3 separate regions of the Mus musculus genome follow, and all the other regions are linked to region 1. A link is a loop called in an ENCODE intact Hi-C map of the cell type or tissue named here. Cell type or tissue: heart. All regions are shown on one strand.

Region 1 (8,000 bases):
TTGTCCTCTGACCTCCACGTGTATAGCGTAACACACACATATGTATGTATTTGTGCATACACAACAGACAAACGTAATTTTAAAGTTAATAATTTAAAAAGAACTCTTGGTGTGTTTTGAAGTGCTTTTCTAATCCTTTATGTAATGTTCCGATAGGCAAAAGATCCAGGACTGTGAGGCACCATACGTGGGTGCTAAATATTGGGGTCCAATCCCTCTGCAATGGTGGTACATGCTTTTAACAGCTCTTAACTGCTGGGCCATCTCTCTGGCCTCAACACCCACTTTAAAGACACCTCCAGGGCTGGTGAGATGGCTCAGTGGGTAAGAGCACCCGACTGCTCTTCCGAAGGTCCAGAGTTCAAATCCCAGCAACCACATGGTGGCTCACAACCATCCGCAACAAGATCTGACTCCCTCTTCTGGAGTGTCTGAAGACAGCTACAGTGTACTTACATATATTAATAATAAAATAAATCTTTAAAAAAAAAAAAAAAAAAAAAGACACCTCCAACCTCTCTTAAGCGTTCTTGTACCAAAGTTGACTTTGAGATTACATCGAGTCTACGGTAATGAACTTCCCTGAAAGACTTCATAAGGCTGCACCTAAGACGTGCTGCGCCTGCTCTACCTGGTTATGATTCCCATCGCCTTCAGTGTGGCTCTAAAGCACTCAGTAAACAGTACCAGCTCACAAACACCTCTGCTAATTTTCTCTAAGCATCAATCCTGCCTCACAGAAAAGAGTAAACATTTCCTGGCCAGGCCTGAGGTCTGACTTCCCCAAGTCTCTCTCATAGCACTGGTAACTTATCAATTCAAAATGGAAAACAAACAAACAAACAAACAAAAACAAACTACACTCAAAGGGATTAAAAGCCTCTAATTACACAAGCCCTATAAAGTTCCCAAAGGTGAAGAAGCCACAACTTCACGGTGCCGTAACAACCTCCTCTCTTACTGTTCTAACCCTGCCTTGGCAATTCGGCTCCGGGTTATCAGGAATCGTGTGATTGCCAAAGTTGAGGTGATGCTTGTAGCTAGACCAGGCCTACTTTTCATCTGCTATCCCAGATGGTCTGCAAGTCAGGCTGATTCCTGAAGGACTGTCTAAGAGCTAGCCGAGGGTGAGTCTGCTATGGTCCCTGGCCTTTGTGGGACCGTGTAGACTTGTCAGGACAAGTTTTGGTACTATTTTGTGATTCCCTCAGACATACACATGACAGATGAAGAGACAGAGGGAGGCACATTACAGCTCTTCTTGACCAATCATGGACTAGAAAGAACTTAAGGCAACCGTCCCCCTCCATTGCCTTAGGGCAGGAATGTGCCCCACTGTGCTGCTCAAAGTCATTACAACACCAGCCCTTAAATCTAACGTAATGCCCTCAGCCACCCAGGCTCTTCTCCTCTTTATCCTCCAGTCCAGCAGTTTCCATATAAGGGATTACAAGCATGCTCTGCTCAGGGTTGCTGGGGCACATAAATCTGGGGAAGAGTCCCAAGTCACCAAGAAGTGCCTGCTCTATCCCAAAAGTCCTTTCAGCCTTTCTTAGAACGAAAACCAAGAAGCAGAAGTATGTCTCTTGTATTCCCTTATTACTTGGGATTTTCTACTGGGAGCAGAGCACACTGAGCCTATTCCCCACTGTATACGGGGACCGAGAGCTGAGGGAGTCGTTCCTACACTCTGTCCTGCTATTAGCAAAATGGTTCCAACAGAGACAGTCCCCGTCCCCATTTCCCCCCACCCCACCCCCCAGGCCGGGTCCGCAAGTTCATGAATCCTCATCTTCAGCTTGGACGTCGTGCCCACAGGCTACCACGCACAAACGGCAGCAGCAGTTAGCAAAGAGCTAACCCTTGCAAGTATTATCTCTGAATCCTTACAGCTCCATGAGCCAAATGTTAACCATTTTCATTTTCACAGTGAAAAAGGGAGACAAAAAGGTGAGGCATCCGGTCTAAGCTCTGGCACCCGAGGAGGGGTAGAGCTGGGGTTCATCCTTGGTCCGCCCACCTCCCCTCTCTTCATCACTCCTTGCTCAGCCTGCATCCGGCCTCCCACAAGCCCAGTGTTTGGAGAATGGGGCTCCTCTAAGGCAATGTCTCAAGGGAAGGAGCAGAGGGTGAGAGAAATGAAGTGAGTTATGAAGGTAGCTGACAAAGCAACCGGTAGAACTTTCCTTCCATAATTCTGATTACAAGGAACAAAGCTATAAATGTCCATGGTTGGCAGCCTGAGAAGGAAAGAAGGGTAAAAACTGAGAAACTCTATCTTGAGACAAGCTAGAAAATACTGGATGGGAACAGGGCTGCCTGCCCCCCTCCCCCGAAGCTGAGGGGCACAGGGAGATGAACTCAGTGCAGTCTCTGCCAACAAAGTGAGCCAGCAACAGGGCTGGAAGATGGAGATGCATGCCAAGAAGTCATGGCCCAAGGCCAGGAGAGAAACCTCAGGCAGCAGAACTCAGTCAATGCTGAGGGTCCGCAATTGCTGCAGAGGCCTCCTCCCTAAGTATCCCGAAAGGTTACCTGAGGGTCAGAGCTTCCTAGTTGAGAGCCCCTCATCCCTACCCCGGAGGCAAGGGAAGAGTTGTAGTGACCAGAGGAGGGAGCCCCATCGAGTGTGCTGTGCCAAGAGACCTAGTATGGCAAATTCCTTCAATTCTTACCTTCCTCAAACCCATCCCGGAAGGAGCCTGACCGACTCATTGTTCGGCTCTTCTCATCCAGAGACATGGAGCTGTTCCGGAAGCGGCTGTCGGTGTAGGGGTCATACTGGCCGTCTGCGTTGGACAGGCTGTGGGTCCTCAGCATGGTTGGGTTGGACAAGCTCATCTGGGTGACAGCGGTGGGGCTCGCTGGAACCAGAGGAGCAGAATGAGATGCTGGGTATCCATAGCTCTGTTTGAATCCCAGATGGGGTATCGGGAGAGGCTGCTTATCGCCGGCAGTGTGTGTGTGTGTGTGCCTGCCAACTTCCCTCCCTTGTCTATTTCTAAAAGGTAGTCGCATCAGCATTTGAGTTACAGGCTTAGAGCTAAAAATACGGGAGGGAAGGCGGGTCAGTTCCAAAGCAAGGCTCAGGGCCTCACGTTCCAACTTGGCACGTTCAGGCAGGCCAGTGTCACCTTCCAGGCATGAGCTAATTACTCCCCGGGTTCATCTGAAACAATTCTCTGTAAAGCCAAAAGCCCAAAATAGTCCAAATAGGCTTTTGATCAGATAGGAAGCATTTGCGCATGACAAGGGCCTCTCGCTGCAAAGAGTTATGGCTGGGAACAAACACTACAAGCGTGGGTCTCATGGCTCAGATGGGAGTCACCTCCCAAGAGCATGCAAAGAGACACACTTCCCTGAGCTAGGCTGAGCTTCCTCATCAAAAGCCCTGCCCGTGTTGGCCAGGCATGCTGTATTTGGAGGTATACACTTAATAAAGAGCAAAACTACACGTCAGTGATGACAAGATACAGGCATCACTTAGACTGGATGGGAAGTCTAGAACACTCACAAAAGCCTCTTCTAAATGGTGAGACCAAAAGGGTTTTCTTTCCCTCCAGTGACCAGTCCTCAAATACCCACCTGCATTCCATTACCTCACGCATCCGCTGATAGCAGGCACCCGACTCTCCTGTAACTCAAGATGGAATCTCTCCTGTCGTCTTGCTGATTTGCTACAAAGCTTTAGACTGTTCTCTCATACTTTTGTCTGTCGAATCTGTACCTATGTGTCTGTCTCTAATAGAGAATCCCTCAGCATTCCAGCAGGGCCCAACACAAACCCTTCTCCCCTCTCAGCGTGCCAGTCAACACATTATGTCTGCAGCAGCCATTTCCAAGAACACTTGTTCATTAAAACTTATTTCTGGCTTCATAAAGGAATGGGGAGTAGGCTGGAAAACGGTCTCCTTCACGAGGCCCGAGAAGCAGGATGCACCCAGAGTAGTGGGGAGGTATGCCCCCGCCCCCTACAATCTTCCCTATACGAACCGCAGGAAAAAGACTATGTATGTGGGTGTGTCTGACCCTCAGATTTTATGTTATCTACTAAGTCCAGGCTCCATAGAGTACAACTGAGTTTCAAAAACCTCTCACACACACAAATCTCATAGTGTTTTAAGGGTTGGCCTTTTTTGTGGCCATCCTAAGTCGCATGTGGCGAGAGCACCCAGGACTTTGTGATTTTTCTTTGTTTCCTTGACTGTGTGGCTGAGGGCCGATTAAGATATTGAGAAGGGCCGGGCGTGGTGGCGCACGCCTTTAATCCCAGCACTTGGGAGGCAGAGACAGGCGGATTTCTGAGTTCGCGAAGCCAGCCTGGTCTACAAAGTGAGTTCCAGGAGAGCCAGAGCTATACAGAGAAACCCTGTCTTGAAAACCCAAAAAAAAAAAAAAAAAAAAAAAGATATTGAGAAGGATGTGGCCACGTGCCTGTTTCAAAGCACAAAAGAACCTCAGCCCTGCAGAGTGGACCGGTGCGGCTCAAGCGGCGACTCACCAAGCTGAGAGAAGTTGAATCTTGTTCCTGAAGGAGAAGTGACGCTGGAGCCGGAGGAAAAGGGGGAATTGGTAGCAGTGTCCTGCAGGCCCCCAGCTGAGTGGGACCGGAACCATTCTTTGGCGTCTTCCTGCGTGCGAAGCTGGGAGGTGGGTGTATACCTGGAGACAGAAACCAGGCTGGAATGAACAGCCCTTATGAACACACATTCCCTACAGCCGATGGGGAGTGTGTACAAAGAAAGCTATATTTAAGATGGGGGGGGGGGGGGGGAGAAAAAGCTCAGATCACTGCACGCCCTGAAACTTATGAAGTTTCTCAAAACTTTTTTTTTTTTTTTCCTACTTGGCTGCATCTGGGGAAAATTATAATTCCTTTCAGCTTGCAGGGAACACCTAAGAGGGAGAAAGGCTGGAAATGTTCAAAAGAGCCATCCCTGGGTGTGACTGGAACATGCTGGTTCATGACAGGGTCGCCTCAAAGCCCCCTCCCTGTCAGGAAGAGGGGTTGTTGTTAGTGCTCTGAGGAAGTTTTAATGAGCTAACTGCTGGCATGTGCACGCTGCAGAACCAGTGAATGGTCACGAATCACTGTGTGTTAGTGGGTGGCATTTGGAGAGACCTGGGGTGCTAGTGTTTACAGTAGCTGCTGCAGTTTGTGTGATGCGGGGTCTCGAATAGCCCGGGCTGTTCTTGAATTTGCCACATAGCTAAAGATGACTTTTAACTTCTGATCCTCCCGCGTCTATCTCCCAAGTGCTGGTATTAGAGGCATGACTAATTGTGTATACTTTACAAAATACAGGGAGTTGTGGGCTGAACTCAGGGTTTTCTGCATGCTACACAGGCACTTTACCAACTGAGCCACATGTCCAGCCCCTTAACTGCTACAGTGTAGCACTGACAGGTTTCAGGAAAAGAACCACACACTGCTGTGTCAAATGTGGGGAAGTCTTCAGGAGTCATGGGGTCCACCAGCTCCGGTATCCCAAAACTGGAAGATTTATCGAGCATCTCTGATAGGTTAGGTATCATTACATGCATCATCTAACTAAGGTTTCAAGTTAGGAACGCAACATAATGGATCCTGCTATACGCTCTGGGAAACTGGGGACCACAGGGCTGAGATTCTAACCCATGCTTGTCTGATTCCAAACTCCGCGCTCTTTTCTCTCTTCCCTTAGGCAGCGCCCAGAACTTCTGTAGTACCCACACTGCTGGGGTGGCTGCTGATCAGGAATTTGCTACCCAATATGAGTGTGTTGAGGAGGCAAGCTAGACAGAAAACCAGTATGAATGAGAAGTCTGTTTTCACTCTTGTTGATGGCTATACACCCTCGAAAGGCACATCGGGTGCCTGGAAATAGTTGTCATAAAACCCCATCCTGAATGTTTAGACAATCAATTTTAAAAATCCAGAACTACATAGCTTTAATAGATCTCCTACAGACATGCACACAGCATTTCAAAATGTAACTACTTAAAAGTTAGCTTCCTGACTCTTTGGGTAACAGTGGGTCATGAATTTCTCTCGGTGGGTGGAGTGCTTGCTGAGGGCCCAGGAAGCCCTGGGATCAATGGGCAGCACTGTTGGTGTAAGCCTGCAATTCCAGCACTTTGAGAAGTGGAGGCAGGAGGATCAAAAGTCCAGAGATCATCCGCAGTTACATAGCAGGTTCAAGGCTAGTCGGGGCTACATGAGACCCAGTCTCAAAGACAAGGGACAATGGTGGCATCAGTCATTAACATATCCAGCGGGACACACACGATGGAGCAGAACTCTACTGGGAGGCATCAGTGCATGCCTTCTTGAGTTGATACCCACCTCATGTTAACAACGTTCGAAATGCTCTGGGTCTTAAGAGCCTTGGGTTATTAACTAGACACACACAAGACAGCAACACGACATTTCACTTCACGTGAAAATACTTAACGCTTAATGCAGGGGGAAGCCAGGGCTACAAACAGCAAGGCTTTTTTTAAAGAAGGCAGAACTGACAGAGGTCCACAGGGATCGTGAGCGAACTGAAGCACCTCAGGCTGGTGACAGTGATGACATGATTTGAGCAGTGGTGACTTAGAGCATCCTGCTTCATCAGGATTAGCACCAACAAGCAGCAGAGGCCTGGCTTACTACAGAAGCAAAAGCATTCTTTTTTGGTTCAGTTTTTATTTTATTTTTTCATTCCACCAAAAACCAATCATATGCATTTCTGGATGGGTATTAATAGCTGACCCACTCATTAATTAGGACATTAAGACAACTCTTAGTGATGTTTCATAGCCACAAAGGTATTTTTAAGTTATTATTATTATTATTATTATTATTATTTGGTGGTGCTTGGGATTGAACCCATAGCCTTATGTAGAGCAGGCAAATGCTCTAATGCTCTACCATGGAGCTGATTTCCAGCCAGAAGCAGCTAGAGTTTTAAAATGGGGTCAGCTGACAAAGCCGCATGCTCTAAGTCATGTTCTCCTTTGGAAGCGGCTGTGTGTATACGGACAATCATGACGTGCTCAGCACCCCTCCTGCCGGCCCACCAGGAGCAGTCACTGTTCCTGGCTCAGGGATGCTGGTGGTGAGATGGCTCTGCCACATGAAACTTCACAAAGCACAGACCCTGCTCAAGCAAGTAAGCCACAAATGGAGAGATGAGAATGAGAGAGGGGTCTGTCATCCAAAAATCCAGCTGCGGTGGCCAAAGCAGGGACCCCAGCCGAGCCCAGCCCAGCCCAGCAGCAATGAGGATGACACAGCCAAGCTCCACAGCCACAACAGATGGCATGGGTACAAGGAGGGGACAGATACCTGAGTCCTTTCTTAGGCAAAGTGTTCCTATCAAGGTGCGGGTCACTGTAGAAAAGTTAAAACAAAATCAAGAACTTCAGAGAAGCACAGGGGACTTGAGAGAAGGAAGGCAAGAAGGCTGGGGAGGGGCACGAGGACCCCCAAGGGGCAGGCGCCCACCACCAGCCAGGCATGCAGCACGTCCACACAGTATACAAAAGAAACCTGGTCCTGTCTGCATCCACGCCAGTGCATACTTTACCCCACTTCACAAGGTGGCCTGAGTCGTGAACCCCAACTGTTCCTCCTTTTCCACAGGTTCAAAGCCAAGGCATGGGGCTGTATCATCTAGGAGCATGGTCTGTGCTGCCCTGTATCCCACCTATTGTACCCCTCAGCTCCCCTCCCGAACCCTGCTGCCTCTGGCAAAGGTTTCAAGAAGGGGCAGAGACTCATTGGAGGGTTTCAAGAGGCAGCAGTCTGCATATTTGGAATTCATGTGTGATGAAGTAAATTCCAGGTCCCTCTCAATGTCTCCTTGTTCCTGCCCAGCAAGGGCGTCGCCAGAAGCTGAGCCCTGGGCAGGAGCCTGGGCATGCTGGAACTTGCTGGCTGATAGAGTCAAGGCATCTGAATGTCTAAAGTGCAGGGGCTTGGTGTCTAAGTCTGACAGAAACAAAGTTTGTGCTGTGGATGGGGTGAAGGGGGT
Region 2 (8,000 bases), 52 kb after region 1:
GTTCAGGCACACACACCATTCTGTCCAAATGGTTTATCTGACAAAATAACCAGGGGACAAAAGAGAGATCTGAGAACTTGAGTCTTCAACTGCCAAGTGGATCAAAGACACAGGAAGCAGAGAAAGCCATCCATGTGACTAAATTTAGTCTTCTCCCATAGCGCACTTCCCCCATTGCCAAGGTCTGTGGGCTGCTGCCCCGACCCAGCCTGGATAAGTGATCCTCATAGAGCCTCCATCTCTCAGACAGCCTCCACTCTGCTCACTCACGGTCATGAGCAGGCCGTGTTTCTGCTTGTGTTTCTATAGCTCTGCCAGCTGCTGTGGACTGGGGAAGGTTTGGAAGCTTCTAGACCTCAGCAGGTAGGAGGGGAGAATCAAGAAGAAACAGGAGGAGAAAAGACCCAGAGGCAGATGCAGACAGATTGGCTATGGTTAGGCTATGCCAGGGGTTGGGGTCCTACACTGAATAAAAAAATAAGCCAGGCAACCACCACTCTTTACACACACACACCTTCCCCCCCACTTCTTGACTGTAGATACAATGTAACCACGATTCTGCCTCTGTGGTGGACTGTATCCTTGAACTGAGCCAAAAAATAAATCCTTCCTTAAGGTACTTTGGCATACCCACGTGAAACGTCAGGAACGCAAGGGTAAGGATCATAGCATTCTCCTCCCATCTGAAGCTACTCTTCCAAGTCCTAAGGAGCACAACAGGACAATGGGACAATAGGACACAGGGGTGAGGGGCTAGTGGAAGCAGGTGCTGACATCATGGCAGCTTGTCCCCCCTCCCCATGTCAGTACAGCAGCAGCCTCTGCACTGCCTCTCCACCATCCTACTGCAGTCCATATACCAGGCAAGGCACAGGTCTAGGATGAGCCTGGCCAGCCTTCCAAAGGAGACCTAAAGTTTTTCAAGGACTGGCTTTTGTCACCCAGCCAACCTGTCACACCTATCTTCTGGTGCCTAGGGTGCATGGCACATGAATACATGCCGCCAGCTAAATTTAAACTCTTCAGAGTCCTTTCTTCTACGTTGACATTTCTCTCACTCTAGGGAGGAACAGGTCGGCTTCTTTGGTGAAAATAACACAGCCCACCCAGTCAGTGCAGACAGACGAAGCGGTGCCCACAAGTCAGAAATGGCTCATAGCACCAGCACCTCCAGAAAAAGTCCTGAGCCCACACCCTGAGCACACGGATGTGACAGCACATTCCTTAATGACCTGATTCTTCGGTTTCTGTAACAGCATACAGAAGAGAGTCTATAAGCTGACTCTCTATAGGCACTTTATCATTGCTTTTTGGGACAGGGGAAGAAATCACCACAGAAGGCCAAGGGTTCTGATCTCAGCTCCATCTTCAAATGCTTGCACATCATTTAGTGATCCCTCATCCTCAAAGTTAGTTGGGATGGAGACTAAAGTTGAAGTATAATATCTTGTTCCCAGTGGGTATACTATGCAGGCTGTGACTCAACGTGACTCAAGCTAGAGTTCTCTGCAAGGAGGGAACCTAAAGTGAGAAAATGCCTCTATAAAGCCCAGCTGTACCACATTTTCTTAGTGTTTGATTGGAAAGGGCTCTGCTCCTGGGCTGATGATCCTGGGTTCTAGAAGAAAGCAAGCTGAGCAAGCCACAATGAGCAAGCCAGTAAGCAGCATCCCTCCATGGGCTCTGCATCATCAGCTCCTGCCTCCATGTTCCTGCCCTGCTTGAGTTCTTGTCCTGCCTTCCTTTGATGATGAACTATGATATGGGAACATAAGCCAAGTAAACTCTTCCATCCCTGACTTACTTTTGGCCATGGTGTTTCTTCACAGTGTTAGAAACCTAAGACATCAGCGGCTGTGGCCAGCACCACCACAGCACTGGTCAGTAGAGTAGCAACTGCCATTGGAACTGGGGAATTCTGGGTATAAGCCTTTTGTAAGCTCTCTGGAGTTTAAGGAGCCCCAGAAATTGGATCCAGTTTCTCAGGGGTCCCAAGGTTCACCAACAAGCAAGGCCGGTGTCTTCTGTATACTTTGTAATGTCACCCGAGTCCTCTGTACTCTCTAGCAGTAACCAGACATGAATAACAGCATGGCAAAACTATAACAAGAACATCCAAATCCAGGCTAAAGGAGAGGAGCCCTGGATTCAAGTCACTTGGGGCAGCTAGCAACAGTGGGGACCTCTGCTCTCAAACCTGGGCTGTCAGAACCAGAGCAGCAGTGCCACTGAGCCATCTTTACAGCCCTAGCTGGTACATCTGCTTCCTGTGTGACTCCACACTCATAACTAGCCACTCTGAGTCAGCTGTACCATCTAACAAGGGGGTATGAAGCCAGTCTTTCCTTCAGAGCTGGGTATGCAGTTGGGTGCAGATCTCACCTGAATCCAGCCCACCAGTCACCGGCCGTAGTTCCTGGATTTTAATACTCATTGCACATCTTCCCAGCACTCAGCACCCGGTTTCTCCTACAGTGACCTCCTGGGCTCCAATTGGAAGGTGCGTTGCTTAGCATAGAAAGCATCTCTCCAGCTGCTGGGAGGGCCATGCCCTCTTGGCTTTGCAGCCCACTTACATGGAGAGCTGGTCACCCAGTGTTTGTATAGTGTTTAATCATTAGATGCTGGAGGTTCTAATACCAGGGGCCCCAGGGCATCTGCAAATAAGTCAGCTATTTGCTTGCTTCTGTCTATCAAGGTCTTCTTTTGGGGAGGTTTCTCCGCAGAGACACAGGGCTGACCTCTGACATAATGGGCTCCCAGATGCTGGGGAGGCTTATTCTCCAAGGACACAGGGTAGGTGGTGTGGGTCTCATCCAAGATGAGACTGCCTCTTCCCAGTGCAGAACTCCTGGACTCTTGTCTTTTCCCCCAGCTCCCCCGCCCCACCTGAACTGCTTCCCCTCCCCCGACTTGTCCAAGGTCTGATCCGGCTTTTTCAGGAACACTCCCATAGTCCCGCCCTGCCATTGGATCTGGAAATGTGAACGGTCTAAGTGCCCGGGCCTTTCCCTTAGCAGCTCCTGATCTGCTTTTTGCACCATGCGAAGGGTGTTGGTATCCCAGAAGACAGCTCCAGCCCAGCCTCCATGTGCCCATAAGCCCAGCATAGGACCTCACCTGCAGGGTGATCCTTCCTGTCTGTCATTCCTGGCAGGGTGGGAGTATTTGCAGGTTGCAGCTGTCCTTGGGAAGTGAGGGCAGAGCCCTTCTAAGTAGGATTAGCAGCCTTTCAAAGGGCTTGAGAACATTCCCTAGTACTGTTTCTATTAGAGAGGATGGAAGGAGGAAGGCCCTTGTGGGAATCTTTCATGCTGGCTTCTACCTGGGCCTTGTGGCTTACAGAGAGCAAATAAATGCCTGGTTTCTGGTGTTTTTCAGTGTATGGTAGCATGCATGGCTTAGGATAGGTGGCACAACCATATCCCCAGGTCACCTCGGCCAACCTGCTATGTGTCAGAGCCTGTATTATTAGGTCCTGGGAACCTCATGACAAATAAAACTTAAGTCTTTAAGCCTAGCATTACAGAAATAGAAAACAATTTAAGATTGAGTTAGAAGTTAAAATAAAGGACCACACGGGCTCCTTTGTGTGATCAAGGGAGTGAGCTGCTAGAGGGACTCTGAAGGGGTGTGTGTGCTAGCCTGGCCCAGAGCAAGAGCCCAAGCAAGAGGAAGTGCTGGGATAGGGTTGCAGCCTGCAAAGCCACCAGAAGCCCATACAGCCTTAGAAGCACTTGGTACTCAGGTTGAGAAGTGGAGATGAGACCAGGGAGGTGGCAGGGCCAGGTTGGGAGGTGACAGAGGGTGACAAGGAACCCCAAAGGCTTTTTAATAGATCAGACCTTCATTGGAGGGTCACAGCGCTGGGGTAACCTCTGAAGAACAGGGCTGGCATCCAGCACAGCGACTGACACAAAGGACAGCCAAGGAACAACAGCAGAGGTGCCATGTGCCAGTTCCCTGCAGGGACTTCAACCCCAGCACAGGAAGCTGACCTTGGGTATAAGCAGAGAGGCCACACCATTAGCATGACTGCTGCTTGTTCAGGGAGGCCTCCCTCCCAGATTCCTGTAGGGGACACTGAAGGCAGGTCAGCCCACAGGAGCTCCCCAGCTGGCCAACTCCCCCCCCCCCCCCCCGCCCCCCACCCTTTTATTCCAGACCCTTAAGACTTCAGCTCTCTGGAGGCTTCCTGGGGGCCTTTGTTTAAAATGAGAAGCCAACTACATTTAATTGCTTCAGCCAGACACTATGCCTCCCTCCCCAATCCCTTCCAAGGCAGCTCCGTCCTCAGCTTGTCTTGAAACATAATCAGCGCCTGTTCGGAGGCCCTCCGCAAATTATGGTTCTGATCTTTTGCTCCAAAAAGTACTGGAATTATAGCTTGGCATGGAGAGAAGTTCAAGTCTACAGGGTCACAAACTCTTTCATGTTCCGTTTCAAGACCTCTGCTGGGGATTTTAGCAGGTTTGCACCTCTGATGTTGCCTGGGGGGAGTCAGAGCAGACCTCCCGCCAGGCTGTGTGCCTCAGCTTTTGCTAGTTACCCACCGGGGGTCCTAGGCCTTCTAGTTTCTACTTCCACCCTCTACCAGACTTTGACCAGGGCAGAAGTAGCAGACTAGCAAGAGCTGAGCTCACCAATGAAAAGGACACTGTGGCCACATGGCTGGGTCTAGGGTTGACAGGGCCCATTTTATAACCTGGTGTTTTGAGGCAGTCACTTCAGCTTCTGATCCCCCCAGTTCTCATCTGTGAAATCAGCTTTCTAGCTCATTGCCTAATGGCACCGGTTGCCAGGCTTTCTAATCTATCACTGAACGGCACTGGCTGTCAGGCTTTCTAATCCATCACCCAATGGCAGTGGCTGCTGGTTTCTAATCCATTATTATCATATGACACTGGCTGAATTAGAGAGAGGGAGAGAGAGAGACAGAGAGAGAGAGAGAAAGAGAGAGAGAGCAGGGAAAGAGAGAGAGAGCACAGGGGAAAAGAGAGAGAGAGAGCACGGGAAGGAGAGAGGGAGGGGGAAAGGACATGACTGCTTCTAGGTATGGTGGAGGAGAAAGTTTATGATAGATATGTGGGAGAGCATAGTCAAAAGCAGACACATCTGGAAAGTCTATGGTCCTGACCCTGAACCATGTGAGGAGTGTGGGGAGGGGCACGGGGGAGAGAGGAGAGAAGAGAACAGGGTGTAGCAACCAGGAAGACAAAGCTATAAAAAGGGTGGATAAGCAAAATGTCTGGATTATATAGGGAAGAGCCTCTGGGGGAAGGGTAGCCCAGCCCCTTGGCTAGAGAGTTCAGGGTAGAGGGCAGGGTATGCCAGCCACACCCTGTAACAGGTAGGGACTGACTGAGGGACACTGAGAGAACCTGGAGACCAGGCATCCTAGCCACTGGTCCAGGGTTTGAAACTTGACACTGGCCAGCAGGCATTCTAATCTATCATAGAATGGCATTGGCTAACTATTAAGGATGGAGGGAACTCCTTAACCTTGAACAGCAGGGCATCTCATCGCCTTTGAGGTTACCAGGTGAGAAAAACCGGCAGCCGACACACTTGGACTCAGGACAGCTAACTCTCTTGACCTCTACCGTGCAGCGGCTAAGAACACCGGCTGCTCTTCCAAAGGTCGTGAGTTTAATTCCCAGCAAGCATATGATGGCTCACAACCATCTATACTAGGATCTGATGCCCTCTTCTGGCATGCAGGTCTACATACACATAGAGCACTCATATATAAAATAAATAAATCTTAAAATGGACATACATACGTAGGCCCTCAGCCTCCTCCTCCTCCTGCTGCCATGACTGCTGCTTGTACCAGTCATGCCTCCCCACTATGATGGACTCTTATTCCTCTGAAACCACAAGTGTGAATAAACTCCTCCTATAAGATGCTTCTGGTCATTGTTTTATCACAGCAACTAATACATGCTCAGTCATCATTCGTCCGTCTAGTCATCCTTCCTGGTTTAAGTAAACGGAGCATGCTCTCTGAACTGGGCACTGTTCTAGAAGAGAAGGTTGGCCCAGAAGCAGAATTGACCTGGTTTTGTTTTACTGATGCTCACACTGGTAAGCACACTGAGGTAAGATAGCGTGCATGAAAACAAGGGGTACGGCCTGGCACTGTGGGACTGTAATGTTAGTACTTGGGGGGCTGAGGCAGGAGAATGTTGTGTTCAAGCTTGAGCCACTCAGAAGACCTTGTTGTAGGTCCACCCTTTTTGTAGCTTTGTCTTCCTAGCTGCTACACCCTGTTCTCTTATCTCCTCTCGGCCTTGCTGTTCCCCACTCTCCTCACATGGTTCAGGGTCAGGACCATAGACTCTCCAGATGTGTCTGTTTTTGACCATACTCTCCCACATACCTAAGATAAGCAGTTTATAAACAGTTCATAGCTGAGGGCTGAGGTTGGTGAAGAGGTCAGCCACTCTGAGGTGAGCTGGAAGAAGAGGATAAGAAAGAGGCGTGGGAAGCCCACTCTAGACAGGGAGGATGGCAGTGCATTAGTTCTGCAGGGCATGGTGGGTGAGCAAGGTCAAGGGGGCCAGAGGAAGGCATGGCTCTTCCCAGGAGAATGTGGATGAAGTGAGGCCGGAGAGGTGCCAAAAGCAAGAACACACAGATTTGAAGGCTACAGAGTAGGTCTGTCTTTTGTTCGATGTGCAGCAGGAAGCCACCACTGTGAAGCTTTAGGAAGGCTCCGGAGCCCTGAGGTGTGTGAAGAAAGTTATAGTGGTAGTTGGCTGTCTGAAGGTCACAGCAAAAGCTCAGAGGAGAGACACTCGTGTCCTAGGTTGCTGGAGCCTGGGGGCAAGGTCGAAGGATTTATAGATCTCTAGGGAGACCATGACAAGACTTGTCAAATCCAGTAACCTCACTGATGGTCTTATTAATATTGGTGCAATGATTAGACACTCAGGCAGCATCTGTTAGCATGAGGCGAACAAGGCTCTGTGCAAAGCCAAGACAGCCAACAAACAGGTTACAGGCAGCGTGCAGTTTCCTCTCATGGGAAAGGAGCTTGTACCCAGCTTGCCTTTCGGCAGCCAAAGTTGACATCCTAAGGCACACAAATGCCCCCAGAGCAATGTGTCAGTTGTGGGGACCCTGGATGGATAAAAGGTCCTGTAGGCTTAGGTTCTGGGTAGAAACCAAGGAAAAACCAAAAGATAAAGGTATCCCAGGACAGAAAGGATCTGAGTTTATCAGGGTTCCCTGGATAGAGAAAACCAGGAAGTTGTTCCTCACTGCTTGGGAGAGGAGGGAAAGAGAAGGAAGAAGGAAAGAGGGAGAGGGAAGGAGAGAATGAGCCATCGAATATAAGTTCTAGGTCTGTGAGCACCCAAAGGGCTTCTTGCACCCACGTTTTAAAAGGGAATACGAGACCCAATGGATGTATCTGTACCCCATCAAAGTCCACACAACAGATGTCTCCTCAAACGACAACACCTTTCTACATGCTCTCAAGGGCTTCAACTACTGTCTGGGTGTGCGTGAGCCATGTCCAGAGAACTTAAATAAATAAAAGGAAATGTTTCTTCCTAAGTGTTATTTTGCCACTGAAGAAACTGAAGAGCTGTGACTCCCTCTGCCCTCATCTCCAGGCAAGTTGTGTGGAGCTCTGAGAGCAGGTACCTGCTATCTGCAAGTGGGGGATGGAGTCCACTGAGCCACGCTATCCTTCATTTCCCTCAGCCCCTACTTACTGGCCTCCACACAATCCCAGAGCTCACCCCAAGCCACTCTGTGTCACTGAGCACTAGGGATGAATGGGATAAATCAAAGTGAGGACCAGTCTTCTCTTCCTGAGATTGCCGAGTCTCAAAGCAACTACAAGGGTCCACACCAGATGGTAGAGAGGTCGGCTTGTGTGATCGGCCTGGTGCCGACAGGGTGCTGGCTGTTTATATAGGATGTAACTATTCTGAAGGAGATGCTGCATTGGTGGCTAAAAGCATCCCTAAGTTACCCTTTGTGCGGGA
Region 3 (8,000 bases), 74 kb after region 1:
CACAGAAGCAGGAAGGGGAAATGGAAGAGGTAAGCCAAGGGAAGGAAGGGGTTTGTTGTGGTTGGAACACCAGTGAAAAGGGAGGAGAGTCAACTGCATGGGAGGGAACCGAGACAAAGGGCAGGGATGCAGATGTGGCTGAGAGCGGCCAAGTACCAGGCCCCACTTCAGTTTCAAAGAGCACACTGGATTTTCCATGCTGCCATCATCCCATACCCTATTTTTAACAAGACATATTTATAGTTTTAAGTTTTTTATTCATTTTATGTGCATGGGTGTTTTGTGATATATCTATCTATCTATCTGTCTATCTATCTATCTATCTATCTATCTATCTATCTATCTATCTATCTATCTATCTATCTATATGCGCATCACACGCATGTCTGATGTCCAGGAAGAACACAAGATGGTGCTGAGTCCCTCGGGACTGGAGTTACAGATGTTCGTGAGCCACCATGAGGCTTCTGGGAATCAAATGAAGATCCTCTGGAAGAGCAGCCAGAACCACCTCTCTAGCCCCCTATTCATTTATGTTTTTAACGATGTCTATACATGTATGACTGTGTGTGGATATGTGCCCATGTGTGCAGGTGACAGAAGACCCTCTTGAGCTAGCATCAAGGATGCTGTGAACGTCCTGATGTAGGTTTCACGGGAACCAAACTCTGGTCCCTTGGGAGAGCAGTATACACACCTCTGGGCCTTCTCTTCTGCTCCTCATACACCAAATGCTTTTTTGATGAGCATTTTTTTTTCTCACCAATATATTTTGCTACAGACTTTTCCCTAACACCAGTTCTCATGCTGGCTGAATCACCTTGACTTCTAGGGAATGAGCAAACCTGCAGGGTGGACCTCGTATCCCCATTGCAAAGGCCATGTGCCAGCCACAAGACACCTTCTTCCTTCCTTCCTTCCTTCCTTCCTTCCTTCCTTCCTTCCTTCCTTCCTTCCTTCCTTCCTATCTTCCTTCCTTCCTTCCTTCCCCTCCCTCCCTCCCTCCCTCCCTCCCTCCCTCCCTCCCTCCCTCCCTCCCTTCCTTCCCTCCTTTTTCCCCTTTGGTTTTGTTGTTGTTGTTTTGTTTTGTTTTGTTTTGTTTTGTTTTGTTTTGTTTTGTTTCTTTGAGACAGGGTGTCTCTGTGTAGCCATGGCTGTACTGAAACATACTCTGTAGATCAGGCTGGCCTCAGACTCACACTAGCTAAGGAACCCCACAGCGTCCATTGGAACAAACACTAGACAGAATCGAAGACTGGGTAAAGAGATCCTTTCCCTTCCTAAGTGCAGTGAGGTAATACCACAGAGCCCAGTGAAACTGGCTGGATGTGACATGTCCTTGTACCTTCCAAGTTCACAGTTCTACCTAGCCTGCCTCAGCTGGGGGGGTCTTTCACTTGGAAAGACGTCACTGTTGTGGATGGAGCTGGAGGTGGGGCTGGGGGCTGGGGGTAGGGGTAGGTGGGGGTGGGGAAGGAACCACAGGTAAGGAAGGACTCACTCTAGTGCACTTAGAGCAGCACGCGCATGCAGTGAAAAGGAAATAGCTCTCTGCTGCAAGAAATGAAAGCAGGAACGGGAGGCGGAAAAGCACATCGGGCCTGGCGATTACTTTTCTTCAAAGACTTTATCAGCCTGTCTGCAAGTTTTTGGACACAGCTTTAGTTTAGAAGTGAACATAGGCAAATGGGCATAGGTGAGATCCCTTGCCAATATCAACATAAATACACCAGCACGTACATCAACAGTTATGGTGTTGCATAAAGCTGGGAGGGAGCAGGAGGGGGGCTGATAGCCCCAGACCACCACATTTTAGCAGCTAAACAACACGTGCTCTTCAAGGCACGCTGCAGGGTTACAGCCCAGCGTGACATTGATTCTCTGAGTTTATTAGGATGTAAATTGAGTTTCTGGACAAACCTGTAAAAAGATCCTTTTAGCTTAGGGCCTCTTAGAAGTTAGATGGCTAAACCTCCCTCTGGGTCACAGAGGGACAAGCTGAATGCCAGCCTAGCAGAGCTGCCTAATCCCTTTGAAGGCGCCGGGTCTTTACCAAAGGCGGGTGGGGCAGCTGCTGTGTCTGATTTAAGATGATGCATATGAAATGCAAAAATGAGATCACAAAAAAAAACGAGGCCAATTTTTCTGTGCTGATATTAAAATGGCGACACTCATTTTTTTTTTCTTTCAGGTCCCATCTGCCCTGGAGTTTTAGTGTGGCACACTGACAGAGCGTGACACATGTCACTCAGCAAACAGTGTCATCCTCTCAGTGTCTCTACTACCCTCCCCACAGAATATTCTTATTTTCAAGGAAATAAAAGCCATCCCAGTCAAAGATACTAAAATGTATCACTTCCTGTTGATGGGTCCCCTAGGCTGACATAAAAGAAAACAAAACCAACAGCAGTTTCTGGAGAAAATACAGGGTCAGAGCTCAAGTTTCCCTGTGGTGACAGGACTAGAATTACAAATGACCCCAACTGGGCAACACACCCACACTCACACACATACACACACACACACACACACACACACAAGGGCAGGGGCAGGTAGGAAAGCTCCCAGCTTTCATTCTGCGCCTTTATAGGCAATCCTTGGGCACACACCCACCCTCTCCTCAGCCGTTTGCTGGAACCCTCCCAACCCCTCCTAGGGCTGAGGGATATAGGACACATTTCCTACCTTTCTGTGCCGCTTTCTGCTGTCCCTGGGGGCTGCTAGCTCCTCAGGACCTCACCAGGTTTCCAACCTTTCTCCTTCCAGGAGGATGTAGAGTTCTACTTACATCCCTAGCTTCCCCATCCAGCTACCTGTAGCCATATTAAGCCGCCTCAGCTCTGAGCACCGGGAACATAACCCCAGCAAACAGACCTTGAGAACTGTGAACTGTTCCGCTGGGGGAGGTTCTCAGCTCAAAGCACACGAGCTCCTTCCCTGGCTTTTCTGCAATTCACATCCATCTCAATCCTGGCTTGGATGAAAAGTTCTCTGGATGGAGAGAAGCAGGCAGGCAGGCAGCAGGCAGGCCAGCGGGCGGGCAGCCACAGTACAAGTGAACCCAGGAGGTCTGCAGCCTACTCTGGCTGGCCCTTGTCAACAGAGCCTGGCCCTCCAGGGAGCACTTGAAAGAGGTTGCCAAGCTAATCAGATGGAGCCTGAGCAGGCCGCAGGAGCACAGAGAGCAGGGTGGGGGAGAGAAAGACAGGCTGGAGTGGAGGTGCAATCACAGGGTCGCAGGATCCAGACCCCAACCAGGTATCACAGAATTAAGCACAGAAGAGAGCACGCTGTAGGCAAACACAGGGTATTCGTTGGGATGTGGGGTTTGCAACAAATTAAACTTCTTACAAGCTAGCAGGCTCAGCACCCTCTGGCGGTTGCCCAGGTGGCTCAAGTCGGACCTTACTGCTTCAGCTAGCTTCCCTGCTGACTCAAACACCCAACAACAAAAGCAGTGATTTCTGCCCAGTAGGGGATAGGTGGGGGGTGGGTAGGGGTGAGCGGGAGTAGGTATGGGAGGTAGAGGACTGCAGACAAAGAAACATAGTCCCTCTGTTATATCTACTTCTTGGCATGCCTCTGTTGCTTGTATATTTCTAGACTGGGGTGTCACTTTGTAGCCCAGGCTGGTCCCAAATTTGAGATCCTCCTGCCTTCAGCTCTTGGGTTCTAGGTTATGGCTGTGCACCATTGTGGGAGACATCAAACCCTTTGAATTCTTATGGCTTTGGGGTGGGGGTGGGACAGGTATTTTATGACATATGCAATATTTCAGTAACACTGCAAATAACATCTTTTAAATACACGAGTGCTCTATTTGCATGTAGACCTCCATGACAGAAGAGGATATCTGACCCCATTTACAGATAGATGGCTGTGAGCCACTATGTGATGTCTGGGAATTGAACTCAGGACTTCTGGAAGAGCAGCCAGTACTCTTAAATGCTGAGCCATCTCTTTGGCCCTACACATAAAGCCTTAAAGACAAATTCAACCAAGAGTAGTTTTGAGGCCACTACCTAAAAGCGGAAACTCTGAAAGTCAGATTTCTTTGAATCTAGAAGGCCATTTTTACACATTTGCAATCAGTGGCACTGGCTCTCAGGCCTCCAAGGTACAGTATGACTTGCTGAGTGGCTGTGCTATTCCTTCAGCAGGGCAATGGCTTCCCCACTTTGAGACTCACAGCAGGTGGGTGGGGGAGGTGGTAAGGTAGGGGCAGGAGGTGGGGTGGGGTGGGATTCAGCAGTGGTACCTGGCAGCATTGTTATTCCCTTGATCCTCTGATTTCAGCACCCAGGTGACTCTGACTCATCTTTTCACTGTTTTATCCTTACCACGCTCCTTGCAGAGTGATGGATCCAAGAGGGGAGATGTCTGCACAGTTCTAAAATGTGATACCCTGGTCTGTGCATCTTCTGTAAAAAGCAGTGGGATGCTCCTCATTCACTCACTCATTCATTCATTCATTCATTCATTCATACATACATAGACAGGGTTTCTCTGTGTAGCCCTGGCTGTCCTGGAACTCACTCTGTAGATCAGGCTGGCCTCTAACTCAGAGATCCACCTGCTTCTGCCTCCCAAGTGCTGGGATTAAAAGCATGCAACCACAACCAACCACTGCTGGGCAAGAGCTGCTCCATATTTTAATAAAAGTCCATGGAACACTAATTTCCAGAGGACTTCAGTTTAGCTTATCCTATATAGATAGATGTGCTATAAGAATTTCAATTGGAGGTGGTGGTGTTGAGGGTCATCTAAGAGATGGCTCAATAGATGACAGACTTTCTATTAACAAGTATCAGGACCCGAGTTAAGATTCCCAGGACTTGTATAAAAGCAGTAAGTAGGAGAGTGGACTCTGTAAATCCAGTACTGGGGGTGGCAGGTAGAGTAAGGCAGATCCCTGGATCTCATCGGCCCACCAGCCTAAGTGAATCAGTAAGTTCCAGGTCCAGTGAGAGACCCTGTCTTAAAAACGGAAGCGGTCATGGGTGTTGGTGGATGCCTTTAATCCAAACACAGGGGAGGCAAATGGATCTCCGTGAACTGTAGGCTGGCTTGATCTAGATTGAAAGGCCCAGGCCAATCAGGGCCTACACCGTGATAGCCTACATCTTAGGGTTTCTATTGCTGAGACAAAACACCACCACCAAAAATAAGTTGGGGAGGAAAGGGTTTATTCGGCTTACCCTTCCACATTGCTGCTTATCATCGAAGAAAATCAGGACAGGAATTCAAACAGGGCAGGAATTTGGAGGCGGTACCTGATGCAGAGGCCATGGAGGGGTGCTGCTTCCCTGGCTTGCTCAGCCTGCTTTGTTACAGAGCCCAGGACCACCTACCCAGGTATGGCACCACCCACAATGGGCAGGGCCCTTCCCCATTAATCACTAATTAAGCAAACACCTTCCATCTGGGTTCTTATTGTGGTATCTTCTCAACCAAGATGCCCTCCTTTCAGATAACTCTAGTTTGTGTGTCAAATTGACATAAGACTGACTAACTGGCACACCCAATCTCATTAAAATAAAGGAAAAGAAAGGTGGATACCAGCAAAGGAATATACCTAGTGTCAACTTCTGGCTCTACACACATGTGCACACATCCACAAGCACAAACAGAGTTAAAAACTCACATATACACACACAAGAACAGGTATAATGCCATATACAATACAAAGAAAATAATCTGAAGTTTCTTCTTCTTCTATTAGTGTGTGTGTGTGTGTGTGTGTGTGTGTGTGTGTGTGTGTGTAGGCCAGATTATGTGCGTGGCTTCTTTGCCTTCATGACTACGTGAGCATCACATGTATGCCTGGTATCTCTCAGGGCCAGGAGAGAGCACTGGAACCCCTGGAAGTGAAGTTAGAGATGGTTGTGTGTTGCCATATGAGGCTGGAAATTGAACCTGGGTCCTCTGCTAGAGGAACGTGTGCTCTTAACTACTGAGCCATCACCCCAGCTCCTCTCTTCCTTACATCCATGAATCTGGGGACTGAGCTCATGCTTATGGGACAAAGCCATTTCTCTGGCCCAAGAGTTTTAATTTTTGAAATGCTATAACTATGCTAATGAAATGCATCCTTGGGTGGACAGAGAGCCAAGAAGTCCAACCAGTGTCCTTAGCACCTCCTATCTAAATAAATGAGCATGTGTAAAATCTTCATCGTGATCCATGAGAACTCTTGTTTAAAATGGGAACTACTGCACATCCCTCTGAAGAAACACCGGCAGCTTTGGAAAAATGGGCAAGCAGCCCCGACCCCCATCCCCGCCCCTGTATCTGGGATTTTGTCTTGACTGAATTCTCTTTATTGTGGTTCAACTGTTAGTGTGGATTGCAGCAAATATTTCTAGCACCAGCAGGAAGCTTTCTGTTCACCCTGTGAAAGATGAGACGCATCCGAGCACACAGGAGACTGCTCTCTAGACAAAGCCCCTTTGAGCTCTTTCTTGGCATCAAACATGCTGAACAGAGACGCACTGATACCCAGGAAGTCTCGCAACATAGATGAACTTAAATCACCAGGGATTCGGAGAAAAATACACTTTCCAGGGCCATGGCTTCTTGGCTGTAGGCTGTCCTTAGCAGAGTTCAAACTAAATTTTACTTTATTTTTAAATACCTTGATTTTTCAGAGCATTTAAGGGTTTGTAAGAAAGTTGTACAATAATCATTGAGTTTCCTAGCTCCTTCCTCCCTTCAAAGTCTGATCTATGTCAATATTCTATATTAATGTGGTACATGTTTGCCACTCACAAGCCCATTTCATTGACAGATAACTGATACCTATCTTCATGTGAGCTCTTCTGTGTTCTGTTTTGTTTTTTAGCTCTGCAAAAGTCACGTGTACAGAGGCCGGAAGGATGGCTCAGTGGTTAAGAGCGCTAGCTACTCTTCCAGAGGACCCAGGTTCAATTTCCAGCACCCATAGAGTCCCAGCGGACCCAGTACCTTCTTGTGGTCTCTGCAGGCATTAGGCTCAGACACATATACAGACAAAACATCTTTACACATAAATCGAATTTAAAGAATAAGAAAACAATCCCATATCCTCTAGACTAGTATCATAGAATATAATCCAACACTTAAAAAAAAAAGGCTCCCGGGGGTTCTCCTGGTCACTGTTTTTACATACATGCAATTAAAACAAGCATGTTGGTAACTCTACCCTGGGAAGAACCTATCAGAGATGCCACCTTAAATCCTGAAATCAGCAAGATGGGCCTCAGTTTCCCTAAGAATTAGTTGTCATGATGTGACAAGTGTCATGCATGATAGGGTTGGAGAGATGGCTCAGCAGTTAGGAGCACTGACTGCTCTTCCAGAGGACCTGAGTTCAATTCCCAGCAACCACATGGTGGCTCACAACCACCTGTAATGGTATCCACTGCCCTCTTCTGGTGTGTGTGAAGACAGCAATAGTGTACTCACATAAATAAAATAAATAAATCTTAAAAAAAAAAAAGAAAGAAAAAGTGTCATTATAATTTAAAACATAAATCTTCAGTAACTGGTCCTGGACTCCTCTGTGGCGAGAGGCAATATCATCCATATTAATAGGCCCTAGGGTGAAGCTGATCCAGCTGTGCCCTCAACCTCAGGTCAGGGTTTGGTAGAAATTGTTTCAGAACCTCAAGTCCCTTCTGAAATATCAGTTAACTAGAGGTTTAGACTGAGAGATCTCCTGGCCCTGGAACCGTCTACCTGCTGGAGATCTCTATGTTTGGTGAGGTCATGGCTGAGGAATGACCTCAGAGCGCAGCAGACAACATGTGGTAGCCACAGGAGTATCACAGTCTCTGCACTGTCAGAAGAGTCCTTCCTGAGCTGGGGAAATGGTTCAGTGGGTGAAGCCTAAGGACGTGAGTTCTGACCCTACAGATCCACATAAAAGCTGGACTTCCAAAGGTGAGCAGCTGGAATCCCAGTACCACACTGTGGGGAGTGGGAGGTAGAGACAGGAAACGCTCTAGATGCTCCCGGGACTA

Evidence for each region. A loop is a pair of places that touch in the nucleus more often than their neighbours do. Peaks named below come from ENCODE experiments on the same cell type or tissue, not always from the same donor. Only the 100,000 strongest peaks of a DNase experiment are listed, where the experiment ranks them.
Region 2: a loop joins it to region 1, with 2.5 times the contacts of the local background. A loop is called at or near these places in 10 of 42 quality-filtered maps.
Region 3: it touches region 1 in a loop (2.0-fold over the local background); 9 of 42 quality-filtered maps call a loop at or near these places.

Annotation. Positions count from the first base shown.
Region 1 is chr7:49,553,572-49,561,571 of GRCm38, reverse strand. Nav2 (neuron navigator 2) reads right to left here. Exons shown (of 39, transcript NM_175272.3): 17 at 7,313-7,357; 18 at 4,502-4,662; 19 at 2,676-2,864. It overlaps Gm32694 (a long non-coding RNA gene), which reads right to left and starts at 2,045. Exons shown (of 2, transcript XR_003946637.1): 1 at 509-2,045; 2 at 1-296. In heart, no CTCF peak of the experiment used is centred here; a DNase peak (open chromatin) is centred at 3,081; H3K27ac peaks cover 4,000 bases.
Region 2 is chr7:49,501,221-49,509,220 of GRCm38, reverse strand. The region is part of intron 11 of Nav2 (neuron navigator 2); the gene reads right to left. Among named protein-coding and RNA genes, the nearest start is that of Gm32694, 54 kb to the left of the region's middle. In heart, no CTCF peak of the experiment used is centred here; a DNase peak (open chromatin) is centred at 3,930; H3K27ac peaks cover 7,689 bases.
Region 3 is chr7:49,479,594-49,487,593 of GRCm38, reverse strand. The region is part of intron 10 of Nav2 (neuron navigator 2); the gene reads right to left. Among named protein-coding and RNA genes, the nearest start is that of Gm51447, 45 kb to the right of the region's middle. In heart, a CTCF peak has its summit at 3,374 (motif pointing left); no DNase peak of the experiment used is centred here; H3K4me3 peaks cover 1,789 bases; H3K27ac peaks cover 2,879 bases.